Regions from separate parts of the Homo sapiens genome. Here region 1 is linked to region 2. The links are chromatin loops, found by intact Hi-C in ENCODE. Cell type or tissue: endothelial cell of umbilical vein. All regions are shown on one strand. Links, peaks and the distances in the headings refer to the core of each region. The heading gives the core; the rest is flanking DNA. Region 1 overlaps PDLIM5 (PDZ and LIM domain 5). Region 2 overlaps PDLIM5 (PDZ and LIM domain 5).

Region 1 (8,924 bases), core at 490-8,489, 60 kb before region 2:
TTAGTAGAGATGGGGTTTCACCGTGTTGGCCAGGCTGATCTCGATCTCCTGACCTCGTGATCTGCCTGCCTCGCCTCCGAAAGTGCTGGGATTATAGGCATGAGCCACCGCTGCCAGCCATTATTCCAGTTGTTGTTTTGTTTTATTTTATTTCATTTTTTTTTTGAGACGGAGTCTCGTTCTGTCACCCAGGCTGGAGTGCAGTGGCGCGATCTCCGCTCACTTTAAGCTCTGCCTCCTGGGTTCACGCCATTCTTCTGCCTCAGTCTCCCGAGTAGCTGGGTCTACAGGCGCCCGCCACCACACCTGGCTAATTTTTTTGTATTTTTAGTAGAGATGGGGTTTCACCGTGTTAGCCAGGATGGTCTTGATCTCCTGACCTCGTTATCCACCCACCTTGGCCTCCGAAAGTGCTTGGATTACAGGTGTGAGCCACCGTGGCCCATTATTCCAGTTTTTAAAGCTTACTTATGCTTTGAGAAATCTTGGTCTTTTCTCCGTAATGCCTTGTCTGTGCTGGATTTCTTTAAATTTGGTACCAATTTACAGTAATATTCTAAATTTTATTTAAAGTGTTATATTTTCTACTTCCTTAATAGGGTACTTCTATTTTTAATCATCTGTGAAGTAGCCACTTCACAGATATTTTACCTCCCTTTTTTTTTTTAAATTACAGAGTCTAGCATATCATGTTGTGATTTGGGTTATTTATTTATTTTTTTTAAAGAGACAAGGTCTTGTTCTGTCACCCAGGCTAGAGTGCAGTGGTGCAATTATAGCTCACTGTGGCCTTGAACTCCTGGGGCTCAAGTGATCCTTCTGCCTCAGTGCCCAAAATGTTGGGATTACAGGTGTGAGCCACTGCACCCAGCCCAATTTTGGTTAAGTTTAAGACCTTTTGAGATTAACTAATAAATATCTCTGAGTTCAATATTGGTTTGTGCATCTCTGTTATTTGCTTTTTATGTGCAAGTGTGCAAAGAGCTGTCATCATTTTCGCTTTTTTATTTACTTTAGTTTTGGGAGAATGAAATGACTGTTGAGTAATGAATGTCTAATAATGAGTTTTGGACTTTGCCTTTTAAAATTAGTTACTGTAATTATATTAACCTGGTAATTGTGGTATGGATCATTGTCTAAATTTAGTAGATGGGCTGGGCATAGTGGCTCATTCCTCTAATTCCTTGCACTTTAGGAGGCCGAGGCAGGAGGGTTGCTTGAGTTTGAGACCAGCCTGAGCAACATAGTGAGACCCTGCTTCTACAAAAAATTAAAAAATTTGCTGAGCATGGTAGTGTGCACCTATAGTCCCAGCTACTCAGGAGGCTGAGGCAGGAGAATCACTTGGGCCCAGGGGGTCAAGGCTGCCCTGAGCCATGATCGTGCCACTGCACTCGAGCCTGGGTGACAGACCAAGACCCTGTCACTAAAATAAAATAAAATAAATACAGAAAAAAATGTACTAGACAGGGAAATGAACACCAAAATGTTAAGATTAAAAATTATTAACTCTTTTTTATTCCTTGGTGAATTTATTGACTTGTGTTGAGGATGTTGGAACTCTGAAAGTATCTAAATTAGAGAGGAAATCACTTTTATTTGCTTCTAAAGCATATATTATTATGACAGAATGGTTAACTTAGCCCTTTTAAAAAGTTGAGTTGTGTGGGAGGGTGAGTGAGGAGAGAGGATGTGTTTAAAAATGGCTTGTTTATCAGAAAAAGTAGCCCCTCAAAATTAGTTTCAAAATAAGAGACTTGTTTTTAATTTCCTTCTGATCATAATTTTAAATTTTGGTAAAATTAGTGTTAATTAAAAACATACTAAAACAAACTTAAAAATTTTAATGTGGAAATTTTCAGCATTATATAAATAATATAATAAACCCAATGTACCCATCACTGAGGTTCAAAAGTACATGGCCAGTTTTACTTTCCAACATAAGATACTCAGTGTTCTCATTTCCCTGATTGTCATTCATAAGTATATACATGTGTATGTTTATAATTATTTTTAAAAGTTTGTTTGAATCAGGACCCCAATAAGGTCCATACTTTTGGATGGTTTGTAAATTTCTTAAATCCATTTTAATCTATAAATTTCTCTTCTGTAGTACTTTATTTCTTGCAGTTTTATGTTAAAGAAACTTGGTCATTTGAATTAGATAAAATAATTTTCTGAGGGATAATTTTAATATGGAAAAATAGAGATGGTTCAACATCGTGTTTTACAGATTTGTCATTTGTTTATTCCGTTCGTGATTATTTCCATATCCCAGATATGTCATTTGCTTACTACTTTCATGATTATTACCCTGCTTTTAAAGTTAAAATTCATACTTGATTATCATTCTAATCTTCACATTTATGGAATCATGGATTTGATGTCTTTGTTATATTTATCTTAGTACAATTCTTCATTCATGTACCATCTAAAATAATCCTGACCACATATTAGGATACACTGATTTAATATTAATGTCTCCTCTTCTTTTTATTCCCTCCACTTACCTCTCGTGTTGAAATTCAATCAGTTACTCCAAGAGAGACACTTGAGACCTTAGATACGTTTCCTGCATGTCTCCAGAAACAAGGTACATTCTGTGCAAAGTATGGTTTTACTAGCACGCTGTTAGTGAAGTGTGTTACCAATCTGAGATCATGGTTCAGCCAACTCAGCATTTTTATCTTTCAGGTTCAGATTCCATTACATGTGACATATAATTTTACAGGGGAACAAATAAAAACAGGACCCGGCTTCTGGATTCCCATTGAAATAATATTTTTTGTTGATAAATGGAATTAAGTAATAGCTGAAAACATTTTTCTTTCTTTTTTAGGGAAAGTTAAATTTGAAGATGTTAAAATTAAGAAGAAAGTGAATTTCTAAGAAGTTTTAAAAAATTTGTGAGGAAGGCATTAAATTAAATAATTTGAAAATACGAACTTTGGAGGCAAATAGAATTATTAATTTACTTTGCGTGGATCACTATATATAACTATGTAACATATGGATTATCTTTGTTTATATGTCAGAATAAGTATACTGAAAATAACTTAAGAAAACTCTTTTACATGCATTCTTATTTGTATCTCATGTCACTCTGCAAGGAATTATCATTCTCATTTTACAAACTAGGAGACTGAGGGAAGCCCAGAGAAATCATGTAGTTTGTCCATAGGTACACAGCCAGTCAGAGGAGATATTAAGAACCATGTAGGGGTTTGTGTTATACTGTACTAAAAGGACACTGGGTTTGAAGTCGGATGTTCTGGACCTAGTGCTATTTACTGCCTTAGCTATATAAGCTTGGATAGTTTATTTCAGATCACTAGGCTTCTGTTATAGAAATGCTATCATAGAGAATAATAGAGTACCATGGGAGTTTTGAGGAGAGTAGTTACAATTGTTTGATATTATATACAGAACAAGACCATATTCCTAATATTTATCTTGACATGGGGAGCGTCTATGTTGGAGTAATTGGACAATAAGTTGTCATGGGTAGCTTTATTGAAACCTCATGTGACTAGTCACATGACTACATAAAAGAGAGTGTAGGTGGGTATGAGGGGACTTTCCTCCATCACGTGTGTTTCTGGTATTAAGAGGAGAGGTGTTGGGAAGGAAAGGAGGGGAAGGGGGAAAGAGAAACTAATGTCTTGAGAACAGAGTCACAAGTCAAATACATGTGTAATGGATATCTGTTACTTCTTGATAGACACTAATGGCAATCATCTGTATAAGAACAGAAGAAAGTACAGATCTCTACTTTTGTCTGTTTGGCTCTTGCCAAATTCTTCTATCCTGTTCACCAATCCCTTCTAGTTTCCAAGTTCATTTCTCTTAACACTTTCACCATTTACTCGTGTTAGCACCGTAGGATTCTGACTACAGTATGTCTCCCTTTGATTACATATTATTATTGTGCTACAGCTATGTCATCAAGCAATATGATTAGTCTATAAATGAAAGTATTTCACACACTGCATGGCCAATGTAATATATATGTAGTTAAGAAATTATGTGAAGTGAGTGAACCGCATGGAGTTCTGTTTAGTTCATAAACCTTATCCATAAGAAATATTATTGGCTGGGTGCGGTGGCTTATGCCTGTAATGCCAGCATTTGGGAGGCCAAGGCAGGCGGATCACAAGGTCAGGAGTTCAAGACCAGCCTGGCCAATATGGTGAAACCCTGTCTCTACTAAAAATACAAAAAAAAAAACCCCAAAAACCACTAGCCGGGCGTGGTGGCATGTGCCTGTAATCCCAGCTACTCAGGAGGCTGAGTCAGAAGAATCGCTTGAACCTGGAAGGCGGAAGTTGCAGCGAGCCAATATTGCGCCACTGCACTCCAGCCTAGGTGACAGAGTGAGACTCCGTCTCAAAAAAAAAAAAAAAAAGAAAAAGAAATATTATCTCTGATGGCTCTTTTACCTTTTAAAAAACATGAAATCATGTGACATCGGTGTGGTGAAAGGTCAGTCAATTACGAATTGGGACTCAGGATGAAGAGGAGGTCTCAAAGGCCCCCCTCACGATCAGGAAGGCGGAACTGGGGACTCAGTGCATTTCTTTGAGATTCCTTAGATGAATCCTATACATCTAAGTTCTGCCACCAGGATATTAGTTAAAATTCTTATGTTCCAACCACTCAGTACAGACCTGTAGCTTATCGTCTGTGAACATCTAACTTAGTATTAGCATTTCTTTCCTCAAAATAGTGTACACATTTTTTTTTGTTGTTATTTGGAGATATAACCAAATAATAAAGGATACTATTAAAAATCCTTTAGCTTTTGGTAAGTTAGGCAAGGTTTTATATGTAGCCTCTACATAAACATTCTCTTATTTATAGGGTTAAGTTTCAGGAGATAAGAGAAAGATCTTTTGTGAGTAGGATACATTGAAATATTAGACTGTAAGTGAGCTCTGTAGACCAAAATGCTGAAATAGCTTTTCTCATAAGAAAGTTTTGTGTGACAAACACTGCAATTTGCCTATCAGATACTTTTCATCCCCTTTTTTCTTACTAGAAGTACTGTACTTTTTTGAGGGTGGCAGTGTGCCAGCCTAGGAGATTTGCCTTTGTAGACTCCTTGCAGTGCGGTCTAAGTGGTATTTACTAAGGAGTATTTCTATTTCCCTGAGTCAAGTGTTCTTCCATTCCCTTTTGATTTCCTTCTTCCTTTCTGGGAAGTGAACACGATGCTTGGAATTTCTTGCTACCATATGTGAAAATAAAAAAACAGATTAGGCCAGGTGCAATGGCTCATGCCTGCAATCCCAGCACTTTGGGAGGCCAGTTCAGGAGAGTTGCTTGGGGCCAGGAATTTGAGACCAGCCTGGTCAACAGAGCAAGACCCTGTCTCTACAAAAAAGTTAAAAAATTAGCCAGGTGTGGTGACTTATGCCTGTAGTTCCAGCTGCTTTTGAGGCTGAGGCAGGAGGATCACTTGAGCCCAGGAGTTCAAGGCTGCAGTGAGCTATAATCATGCCACTGCACTCCAGCCTGGGCAACAGAGTAAGACCCTGTCTCTTAAAAAATTAAAATAAAATAAAAAGTAGATAAAATCTATGTACATGGGTGGCTGAATAGAAGGAAGGGAGTCTGTGACAATGATGTCATTGGGGAGATGCCCTGGGCTGGTTTCTTTTATTTATACTTCTCTTAACTTGAAGAAAATAACAACTATTCTTTTTTGGGTTTTTTGCTATGGGCAGCTGAATGTAACCCTAATTTTGCTGCCTAAAAATATTTTGTTACATTATCTCATATCACAACCTTGTTATTAAAAGGTATCAGTGCTGCCCCTCTGCTGCCTATATAGATTTTGTCAGTAGACTTGACCAGTGAAGAACTTGACCAGCTGGAATAAAGAAGTTATGAGAAAAAAGCATAATTTCAATGTAATTTGAGTGTAAGATATCATCAAGAATCAAATGATTCAAGACCTCTGTCCTCCTGAGCAGTAAGTTGAAGAAAACCTGGCATCCAGATATGTTCTTCAATTTACAATTAGGTTTCTGTGTATAGTTAGCAGCTTTCACACCTCTTGCAGCCTGGCCATTCCTTAAGAGGTGAAAGGCATTGAGAAAAATGGCATATTATATACATCCGAAAAGTCGCTGTGTTTCTCCTTGACAGTGTCAGCCTGCCTGTACTCCCTGTAAAATATTCATTAGGAATGGAGACTTCATGGTGCTTACTGGTGACATGTTACAAGTGTTCAGGAATTGCTTTCTTGACTTTGTGTAGCACAGAATCATTCCTACGGTGGTGGTGAGAGTATTCAGGCATTTGTGTGCTTGTGGATAGGCCATTTGTGTTTCTTAAGAAACTTGAAAGGGTGTATAGGAGTCTCTGGAACAGCGTTGCTTGGTTTACCTGTATCGGAGTTACCTGCATATCTTAGTAAAAACACAGATTCTTGTGCCTTATTCAAGATTTACCTAATTAGTATATTAGGACTAGGGAGTGGGTCTTAAGAAGCAGTACTCGTGATTTAAGGACACAAATGTTTGAGAAATACTGTTTTTGAGCCTTCCTAGATTCCCCCACCTTCCCACACAAGTTCTTTAAGTTGTGTGTTTGTGTTAATATTATGGTGCTGAATTAACCCATTCCTTTTGGTGAATGCATCTTTCACTACAGGCATTTGTTGTTGACACTGATGCAGTCCAGCTTGCTGAATGGCGGTTCTGCATGTGAAATCAACATTTAGATTGATTTTACACGAGTGTTTAATGTTTGTGGAAAGTACTTTTCTTGGATTAGTTAATATTCTTGAATTGAAATGATCTGTTTTTTAATGAATAGCCAAAGAGCTGCTGTTCCTTTAATGGTGCTTATATGACTTACAAAATTCATTTTCAAGTTTCCTAGCAATTTTTATTACTTCCATTTTATTGGGAAAATCTTTTTTTCTCCTTTCATAGGTGTTAACTTTTTAGTCACACTTTCCTAAAGCTCTTTATAAATGGAAAAATAATTTTTTTAAAGTAAACCATGATATTCTTAAAATAACTTGCTTCTACTTTGAATAGATTAAAAACAATGAGTGTCACTTCTAAACCATACCTTTGTGTTTAAATGCATACCGTAAGTAGCCATGGAACAAACATCTTTTGTTATTTTTGATACAAAAATTTCACTTCTAAGTAAAAGACATAAGAAAACACATATCCATAAAAACCTGATTCTGTACCTATTTAAAATAGAACACTTACACATTTTAAAGTGTTTCTACTTTTCGAGTCAGATCTTCAGCAATGCCAGTTGCAGTTTAGCCTGAAGGTGTTTTTGAGGGTTCCTGGTTGAGCATGTGTTTTACATTCCCCCTCTCCACCCTCTTTGTTTATTGGACTGTTTTAGTCATCATAAAGTGCTTCAATCTTTACTAAAGCAAATGCCGTAAAGGATCTGCCTTACAGGCAATTATTTCTCCATGAGTAAGGTGAGGTAGCAGTACTACGGAAGTGAAGTCAGCTGGGAGTACAGCTCATCTCCTTGTATGGAAAGTAATTTTGCAGGAAGAATTACTTTGTACGCCACCCATTAACAGTTAGGCATTCCAGAAGATGCTCCTTTTGGAATGGTCATAAAGGTGTGTTTTCTTCTTTTGATGAACTATAAGTAGCCCTGGAAGATTTGGCACTCCTTCATTCTTGCGTAGTATATGGGCCGTCTTTAATAGTATATTGTCTATTTTTAATCATGGAGGAATAGAATGGCTAATTGAGACAAGTAGCTGTGTTAGCAGCTGTGAACCGGGCCTATCTATGTCAGTCTGGAATACTTTGTCCCTGGTTCTGGAACTTTACAGGGTGTGGGAATGCTTGATGAATTATCTTAGGTTACACAACATGCAGTTCTTTGGAATGCATATACATGTATATTATACATACTTTGGATAGACACTTGTATTTGAATACTGAGTAGTATATAAATGATGAAGTCATTTTAGAGTTTGACTGTCAGGCAGTTAACATTTGTTGCTTTGTGGTTTTGTCATAATATGATCCTTACTAATTAGGTGCAGAATATTCAGAATATTGAGTAGTATCTGGTTACATCTCTTTTATGACATATATATAAATATAAAAATATTTATCTAAAACTTAAGGTTTAATGATATTTATACAATATTAAAACAGTATAGGAATATACAAAAATACAAGGCCTGGCACAGTGGCTCACACCTATAATCCCAGCATTTTGGAAGGCCAAAGTGGAAGAATTGCTTGAGCCCAGGAGTTCAAGACCAGCCTGGGCAACATAGGGAAGGCCCCATCTCTACAAAATTTAAAAAATAAAATAAAATAAAATTTCCTCAGCCTCTTCCAGCCTTCCTGCTTCCCATATGTAATCTTTCCAGCACTTTTGTCTTCATTTGGTTGCTCTAATATGCTCCAACTTCCCCCACAAATACATGTTGTTCTGCAGCTTTCTTTTTTTTCTTTAATATATATCATGGGTATGTGTCCAGGTCAGTACGTATAGACATTTATCATATTGATGTAACATATTTATGCATCAGAATTTCTACTGATATTGTAATTATTTTTTATATCCAGAAATTTTTAAATGAATGTTTTTGTGGGTTTTTTTTTGCCTAATATATATTTTTATGTGGCTATAAATAAAAAATCAAATATGAACTGTGGGGGGTATAATCTTATTGAGTGTAATAATTTGTATGCAAATTTTAGTTAAAATTAATAAACAATTTCAAAATAATGTAAACATTTTTGTCAACAATGACTAAAATATTATAAACTCTTTATGAATGTTTTCTATATACTTGTTTCTGTATAAAATAATATCTAATGATTTTAGATTGCATTATAAATATTTTAACCCTTGATATCTGCTGCAAATGTGCTTTCTATTCAGTTCTTCTCAAAATTAAAATAAAAATA
Region 2 (8,924 bases), core at 237-8,236:
GTTTGTGATGCTAAATAAAATTACACTGAAGTCCTAGCCACAGATTGGCAAGGACAGTTTTGTGGGGGCAGCCCCACATGCCATAGCCCTCTGCAGGGAGCCATAACTTAACATCCCCAGGTTTAAATTTTAAATTATATACCCAGCCCCTTGTTTTGTCCATTACCAGTTGAGAAGTGAGGTAATTCATTCTCCTTTCTACTGCTTCTGCCCATGGTGAGAACAGAACTTCCATATACATCTTCTCTGCCCAGCTGGAGGGGGCTGATGGAGGACACAGCTTCTGTCATCCAGCGCCTCCCCTGGGAGTCTCTTTACTGATTGGTCTTCATTTGATCTACATTAGGTCACATTTACTGATGGATGGAATAAACTGCTTTAACAGAATCATGGTCTCCAAGTTTCACTTCACCTTCTGTCCTCAGGTGTGGCAGGTGCCCTGGCCAGAGCCTGCTATTCTCTCCGGCTTCCTGTTTCTTTGTGTCTTTTATCTACTGTTCTGAAAAAGTGAATGGAGTCGGGGAGATGGGAATTTAAAGTAAGAGGCCCGGCTGGGCATGGTGGCTCATGCGTGTAATCCCAGCACTTTGGAAGGCTGAGGTGGGCAGATCACCTGAGGTCAGGAGTTTGAGACCAGCTTGGCCAACATGGTGAAACTCCGTCTCTACTAAAAATACAAAAATTAGCCAGGTGTAGTGGCACACATCTGTAATCCCAGCTACTTGGGAGGCTGAGGCATGAGAATTGCTTGAACCTGGGAGGCAGAGGTTGCAGTGAGCCGAGATCATGCCATTGCACTCCAGCCTGGGGGATAGAGTGAAACTGTCAAATAAATAAATAAATAAATAAATAAAGTAAGTAAGTAAGTAAGTGGTCCCTCTTTGCTCTCCAACACAAGATGGAAGTCTGTATATTGGGCCTTAAAGGGAGATTACATTTATTATGTTTATTAAGGGGTACATTTTTTTCTCATTTGCCTGCTAGTTTTTGGTAGGCCATAACCCTGCAGAGAAGGTTTCAGTGATACATCTTACCTTCTAGGTAAGAGGAGGTTTGGATCTCTTCCTAATCAGTAGATTCTATGGACTGCTCGAGTGGCTAAAGTGTCTCTTTGGGTTAGAAGAAGAAATTGTTGTGCTTCAATAGTGTATACTGTCCTACACAAGCAATATTTCACTTGTTGGAAAATGAATCTTTTTTCTTTATTAAATGATCCACCCTATTTTTATAATTTCAGCTACTTCCAGTAATCTCTAATTCCTGTTATTTCATCTATTTAATAGGAGCGAATGCTACTTTTCCATGGTTCCTGGTAAATTTAGCTGTAGCTAAATTAGTAAAATAAATGAGAAAAATTATTAAAACAAAATTGTTTCCTAAAAACAAAGTTTAATGGTTATAATTACTAATTTAAAAAATATACTTACTGGGGCACTAAATACATTTTTGTAATTCATTTCACAAGGAGGAAAGACATATGTGATGTTTACCACCCTGGGAAAATGCAAAAGTGGACAGACTGGTCAGCCCCTCATATATTTTCATTCATTAGTAGTCATTACTCGGATGAAGGTGCTTTGCATACTACACTGTTTTATCAGATCCTTTTAAAACTCTTTTTGGGTACGATACTAGTTTCCTGTGACTACTGTATAAATTACCACAAACTAGGGGATTTAAAACAACAGAAATTTATTCTCTCCCAGTTCTGGAGGCAAGTCCCAAATCAAGGTGCTGGCAGGATCACATTCCCTCTAGGAGAATCCTTCTTTGCTTCCTCCATCTTCAGGTGACTGTTGTCAGTTTTTTTTTTAATTATTTCTAATTTTTTAAATTTATGAATAAAAGTTGTATATGTTTATCATGTACAACATAATGTTTTGAAATATGTATACACTATGGGATGGCAAAATCTAGCTAATTAACATATGTATTATCCCACATTTACCAATTTTTTGGGGTGTGAGCACTTAATATCTATTCTCTCAGCAATTATCAAGAATATACTACATTGTTGTTAAGTATAATCACCATCTTTTACAATGTCTTCTGAACTTATTCCTCCTACCTAACTGAAATTTCATATCCTTTGACCAACATCTCCCCAGCCCACCTCCATCAGTGACCACCATTCTATTCTGTGCCTCTATGAGTTCAACTTTGTTAGATTCCACATAGGAGATCATGCGGTATTTGTCTGTGTGTGGCTTATTTCACTTAACATAATGTCCTCCAGGTTCATACATGTTTTCACAAATGACAGGATTTCCTCATTTTTAAGGCTGAATAGTATTCCACTGTGTGTGTGTGTGTGTGTGTGTGTGTGTGTGTGTGTGTGTGTGTGTGTGTGTGTGTTTTCTTTATCCTTGCATTTATTGATGGACACTTAGGTTGATTCCATATTATGGGAATACAGATATCTCTTCAGTATGCTGACTTCATTTCCTTTGGATATATACCCAAGAGTGGGATTGTCGGATCATATGGTAGTTCTATTTCTAATTTTTTAAGGAACCTCCACAGTTTTCCATAATGGTTGTACTAGTTTACATTCCCACTAGCAGTACGCTAAGGGTTTCCTTTTCCTCACATCCTCACCAACACTTGTGATCATTTTGGCATTCCTTGCAGTTGCACCACTCCAGTCTCTGCCTCCTTGGTCAGCTTGTCTCTTCCTCTTAGTCTGTCTGTGTCCTCTCCTCTTTTGTTTCTTATAAGGACATTCGTCATTGGATTTAGGGTCTACCTGAGTATAATCTAGGATGATCCCATCTCAAGATTTTAAACTTAATTACATCTGCAAAGACCCTTTTCCCAAATAGGTTACATTCATATGGTCTGGGTATTGGGATATGGACACATCTCTTTGGGGGGCCACCATTCCACCCATATAGGTACATATTCTTTTTTGTTGTGTTTTGAAGACAAAAGCATAGATTTATTGAAGCAAAAATACACTCCACAGTGTGGGAGTGGGCTCAAGCAAGTGGCTCAAGAGCGGTACATATTCTTATTTTCCCAATTTTATAGAGATACATTGAGTAAGCAGTGAAGCTGGCACTGGCCAGGCATTATGACTAGGAGCTGCGCATCTCCACCACCACACTGTGATGGCATGCTAATTTATTCTGATTTGTAGAGGGTCTGTTTTGAGGCATTCTCTGTATGAAATCTAGTCCTTTATTTAATTAAGGATGAATTCACTCACTCTGCTGCCCAGGCTGGAGTGCAGTGGCATAATCTCAGCTCACTACAACCTCCGCCTCTCAGGCTCAAGTGATTCTCATGCCTCAGCCTCCCGAGTAGCTGGAATTACAGGCATGTACCACCATGCCCGGCTAATATCTTGTCAGCTTTTGCTACTGCTTAGGTAACCTCTGTTTTGGGAAGTATGTGCATGAGATTTATTGATGAATCTCTTGATGCAAAGATTAGCAATACCTTGCCATGGTTAAATCCAGCAGAAGAAAAGGCTACTTTGGCAACAGCATAGGCTTGTTTTTCTGGTTAATGAGACCAATCAGAAATATCAGAGTTCAAACCTGACTTCATCACTTACTGGCTATGAGGAAGTTACTTCAACTCTATAGGTTTATTTACTCATAAGTTAGGAATTCCTATTTTGTAGTTAGTTTACTTTAAAAAGTTAAGCCTCAATTTGATAGTTTGCCTAAATTAAGCATATAAATATTTTTAAAAATATAGTTCGAATGTCTGTGATTTTCTTCAGGCTTATTTATAACTCTAATGTAGCAATAAAACTCTTGAAACCATTTTTTACATCACAAATGATGGAGCCTGCTCCTTTAAATTTTTACAACTCTAATATGTCAGCATCTTTTGTTAACCATGTACTCATATAATATCTTTTTAGAAGCCCAAATAATATTTGCTTTGCCTATTTGTGGTATCTCTCTCAACACACAGTGGTTTCATTGTTTGTGTATGTTTTTCCGGGGGAAAAAAGGATCATTTCTCTTACTCAGTGCCTGACACACATACCAAAAATGGAAAAATTATGAGAAAGAATGTTGCTCAGATCACAACATCAGATTATTGTACTTTTGGCATTTTGTGGCTGATAGCCCCTTCCTAAGAAGATATTCTTAAGGTTGGAGGTCACTGTTTCTTCTTAAGAGCACTGTATTCCAATTTTGAATAATATTTCCTAGACAGGAAGCACGATCATCTTTCATTTTTATAGTCATTTTTTAGTAGATGATTGTTGAGATGGCTGGGTGCTGAATAAAACAAACTGCCCTAGTCTAGTTGTTCTCTTATTGTTGTGTGCATTTCACACTTGTGTAAGCCTATTTGTTAAGGTCATGGTAGTTAGATGTATTTTTCATCTAATTTCTTATGGCCTGATATTTTTTCCCAATATTGTTTTTTCTTGTCCTGTTAAATCATTGACAACTGAGCAGCCTTCAAAAGTATATTTTTATAAAAGTGTTTTTTGAAATATGTCTTATTTCATGACATTTTGTAACAACTCCTAGACTATTGTCTATTCTATTTGTCTTAAGTGGAGCTATTGATTATATAATGCAAAAAGCTGTGAGGTTGTAACTCAGTTCAGTAGTATTTATAAATATTTGTTTTCCACTTTTGTGCATATTATACAAATGATGGATATAAAATTTGTTTTGACCATTTATGATGCTTGCTTTGGGAAGAGGATATCCTCATAGAACTGAACGTTATGATGGATTTTTAAAATATTCTGACCCAAATGATATTGCATTGTCAGTACTGTCCCTGGTTATTAATTTCTCCTGGAGTAGAAAATGCTTTGTTCCTTACTATATCCCATTTAAACCTTACCGCCTACCTTACCCCACCCGGCCCCACACATCTATATACACACAACCTCACTTCTCTTCCAAGCGGAATAGTTGCTCATTGGAAGTAACAGTATAAAAAAGAAGGTAAACTTATCTAGAGAAGCATATTAAGTAGTTTTTTTCTCCTCTTCACATTCACTTCTTAAATTGTTATCAAACAAAAGCTATTAGGAAATCTTTGGAATTTATTATTTTCAAGAAGTTCCAAACAGATTCTTTTTCCTAATACTCTTTAGGGAAATATTTTAATGTGGCTTAATTATCTATCTAATATTAAATACAAATTAAATTTGCTATCATCAATAGAAGATATTTTTATTCATAGGAGTTCTTGATTTTCACAATACCTCTTCTATAGCTTGAAGTATTTTTTAAAATATAAAGCTAAATCTACGGTAAGTGGTGCAAAAACACCAGGGATATTAAATTTTTTAACGTTAGTGTTATATATATTACTTAAAATTTTTACTTAATATGTTCAACCCTAGCACTCCTTCTGACATTAGGCCCCCCCCACCTTTTTCAACCTGAATATTCAAGGGATTTAAGGTATTTGAAATTGCATGTGAATTATTTTGTGGTTATATTAATTAACATTGTAACATCTAGGTTTTACACTTAACTGTTAATGATCTTAGGGCTTAAGGAAAAAAAAATATATATCTAAAGTTAGTGGTAAAACTTCAGTTATCCCAGAAACCCCAGAACATGGTTAATTCTGAATAACTGAATTTGCTAGGTAAATTGACATCAAATACCTCAATTTAAAAAAATGCTTACTATAACATTTTCATAAAAGTTTTCCAAAAATTATTTACCTGTGTATTAGTTTCCTATTGCTGCTGTAACAAATTACCAACTTAGTGGCCAAACTGCACCCCCAACCCCCCAAATTTATTATTTTACAGTTTTGGAGGTTACAGGTCTGAAATGGGCTTCACTAGGCTAAAATTAACGGGTCGACCTTCCTTTCTGAAGATTCTTGGGGAGAATCATTTCTCTTGCGATTTCCAGTTTCTGGAGACTACCTGCATTCCTTGACTTGCATTGTTTTTGTCTTCAAAGGCAACAGTGACTAAGGGGTCTGTCTCACATCATATCATCCTAACAGTGACTCTTCTTTCTCCCTCTTCCACATTTGAGGGCCCTTGTGATTACAGTAGGCCCACTGGATAATCTAGGATAATCTTCCTATTTTAAGATCATCTAATTAGCAGCCTTAATTCCATCTGGTACCCTAAATTCCCTTCTGCATGTTAATGTAACATATTCATAGGTTCTGGGGATTAGGACAGGGACATCTTTGGGAAGCCATTATTCTGTCTAACACATTTTGTCTTCTGAAAGGGTAAATTATGTATACTGAACTGACTGTAACAATGTAGATTATGTGAGATAGGAGATCTGACTGATGCATTTTATTACCACCTGTTTGCCAGAATTATATTCAGACTCCTTTCTAGACTTCTTCTCATGTTGGTTGGTTGGTCTTGTAGTTTCCTAGTACTTTATGCAGGTGACTGCACTCCTACATTGTGGACATTTTCTATACCAGAGTCATTCAGGACTACTGTTGAGAAAATGTCAGTGTTTGCCATCTCTTCTCACTCCTGGTAAGTACAGTCCTATTAAGTAATCTTTTGGTTGTTTACTTTTTACCAAAAAAAGGCCTGTTCCCATCCTTATCTATCATCAAGTCTCTCACCATTATCGTAGTTGATATGTCTTAACATCTAGTCATTGAGGGTGCTTTTATGACACTTTTAATTTTACCCTGATTTTCTTGATGCCAACTGTACTCTGTTCTTTCACACTTTTTTGTGTGTGCTCGAGCACTTTTGTTTTCTTAATAAAGAAATGGAAGTTTGAGTAACTTACACAAGGTTACTCATCAATAACTGATTCAGGATTTGAACCCAGGCTACTTAATTCAGAAGAGCCCATACCTACCACTCAAATGGATTGCCATCCAACATTCATTCCAAACTCTAAGCCTTTACTTTTGAAATCCATTTGTCCTGACATTTTTATAAAGAAGTCTTTAAGACTAGAAGGAAAAAATACTCTGAACATAAATTTATTTACTAGCAGGAAGATAGGAATTAGATGAAATACTTTCATTTTGCTTCACCCTCTTAGAGGTCTACAACAGGAAATTGGAGAGATATTGCCGATGTTTTAGTAGATTCCATAGAAAGTTCATATACATCCAATTTTCAATTTAGAAAGAGGTAAGGAATTGGATTGTTTTCATGACATTTTTCTAAGGGAAGATAAGAGAGGAAATAAAGGGGTGAACCAAAAGACATCAGATATAAAGTGCCTGTTTACTCCCTCTGAGTGACTCACATTATTCTACTTTAAAAACATGTTAGGAATTCATCTAATCTTCTTTAGGGCACACCCACTTCCCTCTAAGCTTAGTATAGTTCACAGATAAATTGGTCTTTCTCAGCTCACCACTTCTGCTATGTAGTTACCTTGCCAGTGGTGATTTGATGTCCCGTGGCTGGCCATGCTCTTCCTCTTCTGTCTCAATTTCTTCCTTATATGTATAAATAAATACCTGACTCACAAGTGTTTTGCCTAACCCTGTGCTTTCCATTGCCTTGGCAATATTTCTTGAGTTGAAAAAGCCATCTAAGGTGCTAAGTTAAAAGAAAAAAAAAAGGCCTTATAAGGTACTCAGGATCTACACGAGGTTGTTAATTCATGTTTTGCTTTAATTGGTTACTCTGTTTCCTATTTCCTCGGTTTCCAATACTTGTTTGTAGAAAACATCAGTTTTGTGTGTATTTGCTCTTGGTCCTAAAGTTAAGGACACTATACGCAGAGTTAATTGACCTTCATTTGTGTGCCAGCATTCTGGGGTGACATAATGCCTGCAAGTGTCATATTCTTAATATGTGAGGGGGTTCTATATGGAGTACAGGGTTAGTTGCTAAATAACCTCTGTACCCCTTTTTCTCTGTCTCGATGTATGCATTCTCATTCTCCTGTAGATTGCCTATTTGTATGTATTCCTAGAAAAGGCCTTCGATAGGACGTCTGTAGGGTTATTCCCTTCTAAAGGGAATGGTTATACCCTCTGACCTATCAATTCCATTTCTATAAATTTATCCCATAGATATACTCACAAATGTGTAAAATGAAGTATATTTGAAGTAAATTATTAAAGCATTAAGAGCAAGCTAAATGTTCATCAGCAGGAAATGGAGTCAATATATCTTCGTCTGTCTGTATAATGGAACAATATGTATTATTATGAACAGTTTTTGAGCAAATAAAAATAAGCTGAAGTTTAAAAAGTTGAGTTAAAAAAGCAAGGTGTAAAACAGTGTGCGTAGTATCTGTGTACGTTTGTAGATACTGTACACACATGTTAGAGGGCAATTTGGATAAAGTATTCTGTGCTCAATTAACATATTTTCCCTTTGTCTTCCTGGCTCTACTGGCTTATTACCAGTAGCAGTTACTCGGGAGTTACCCAGCTACTCAGGAGGCTGAGGCAGGAGAATCGCTTGAACCCAGGAGGTGGAGGTTGCAGTGAGCTGAGATCGCGCCTGGGTGACAGAACAAGACTCCGTCTCAAGAAAAAAAAATGCTTATGTTCTGTATAAAATCTTCAATAAAATGACGATACCAGTACCTCATATTTGTATAATGATTTACAGAATAGAAAGCTTCATTTTATATAGTTCCTTACATAAGTCAGTGGTATAGTATCCAGCATACACATAAACACATATATTAAATATATGGAAATTATATAGTAATGTAATAATATATAGTTATATAATGATTCAGTAGAATTGTCATCTGAATACATTTTTGTTGTTTGCTCACTTTATAAGGTTTGCTTCAAGACATCTCCCTTGTCTTAAATATTCTTCTCTTAAGCTATGATTGCATATGGATTATTTTTCTATATAAAATACATTTTATTCTCACTTTTTAGATTCAAAGTTAGGACATTTCTGAAAGATTTATGTATTATCTATTTAATAGAAATCTTTCAATTACTTCCCAATGTGTAAAGAGTAAGTGAATAACAGAAAATGAGAAATTTCAAAGACTTGG

Evidence for each region. Peaks named below come from ENCODE experiments on the same cell type or tissue, not always from the same donor. Only the 100,000 strongest peaks of a DNase experiment are listed, where the experiment ranks them.
Region 1: a loop joins it to region 2, with 5 times the contacts of the local background. A loop is called at or near these places in 7 of 110 quality-filtered maps.

What each region holds. Positions count from the first base shown.
Region 1 is chr4:94,481,462-94,490,385 of GRCh38, forward strand. All of the region lies in intron 2 of PDLIM5 (PDZ and LIM domain 5), which reads left to right. Among named protein-coding and RNA genes, the nearest start is that of PDLIM5, 34 kb to the left of the region's middle. In endothelial cell of umbilical vein, for the core only: no CTCF peak of the experiment used is centred there; a DNase peak (open chromatin) is centred at 5,130; H3K27ac peaks cover 2,510 bases.
Region 2 is chr4:94,541,481-94,550,404 of GRCh38, forward strand. All of the region lies in intron 3 of PDLIM5 (PDZ and LIM domain 5), which reads left to right. Among named protein-coding and RNA genes, the nearest start is that of PDLIM5, 94 kb to the left of the region's middle. In endothelial cell of umbilical vein, for the core only: no CTCF peak of the experiment used is centred there; DNase peaks (open chromatin) are centred at 3,601, 4,031 and 7,331; H3K27ac peaks cover 6,552 bases.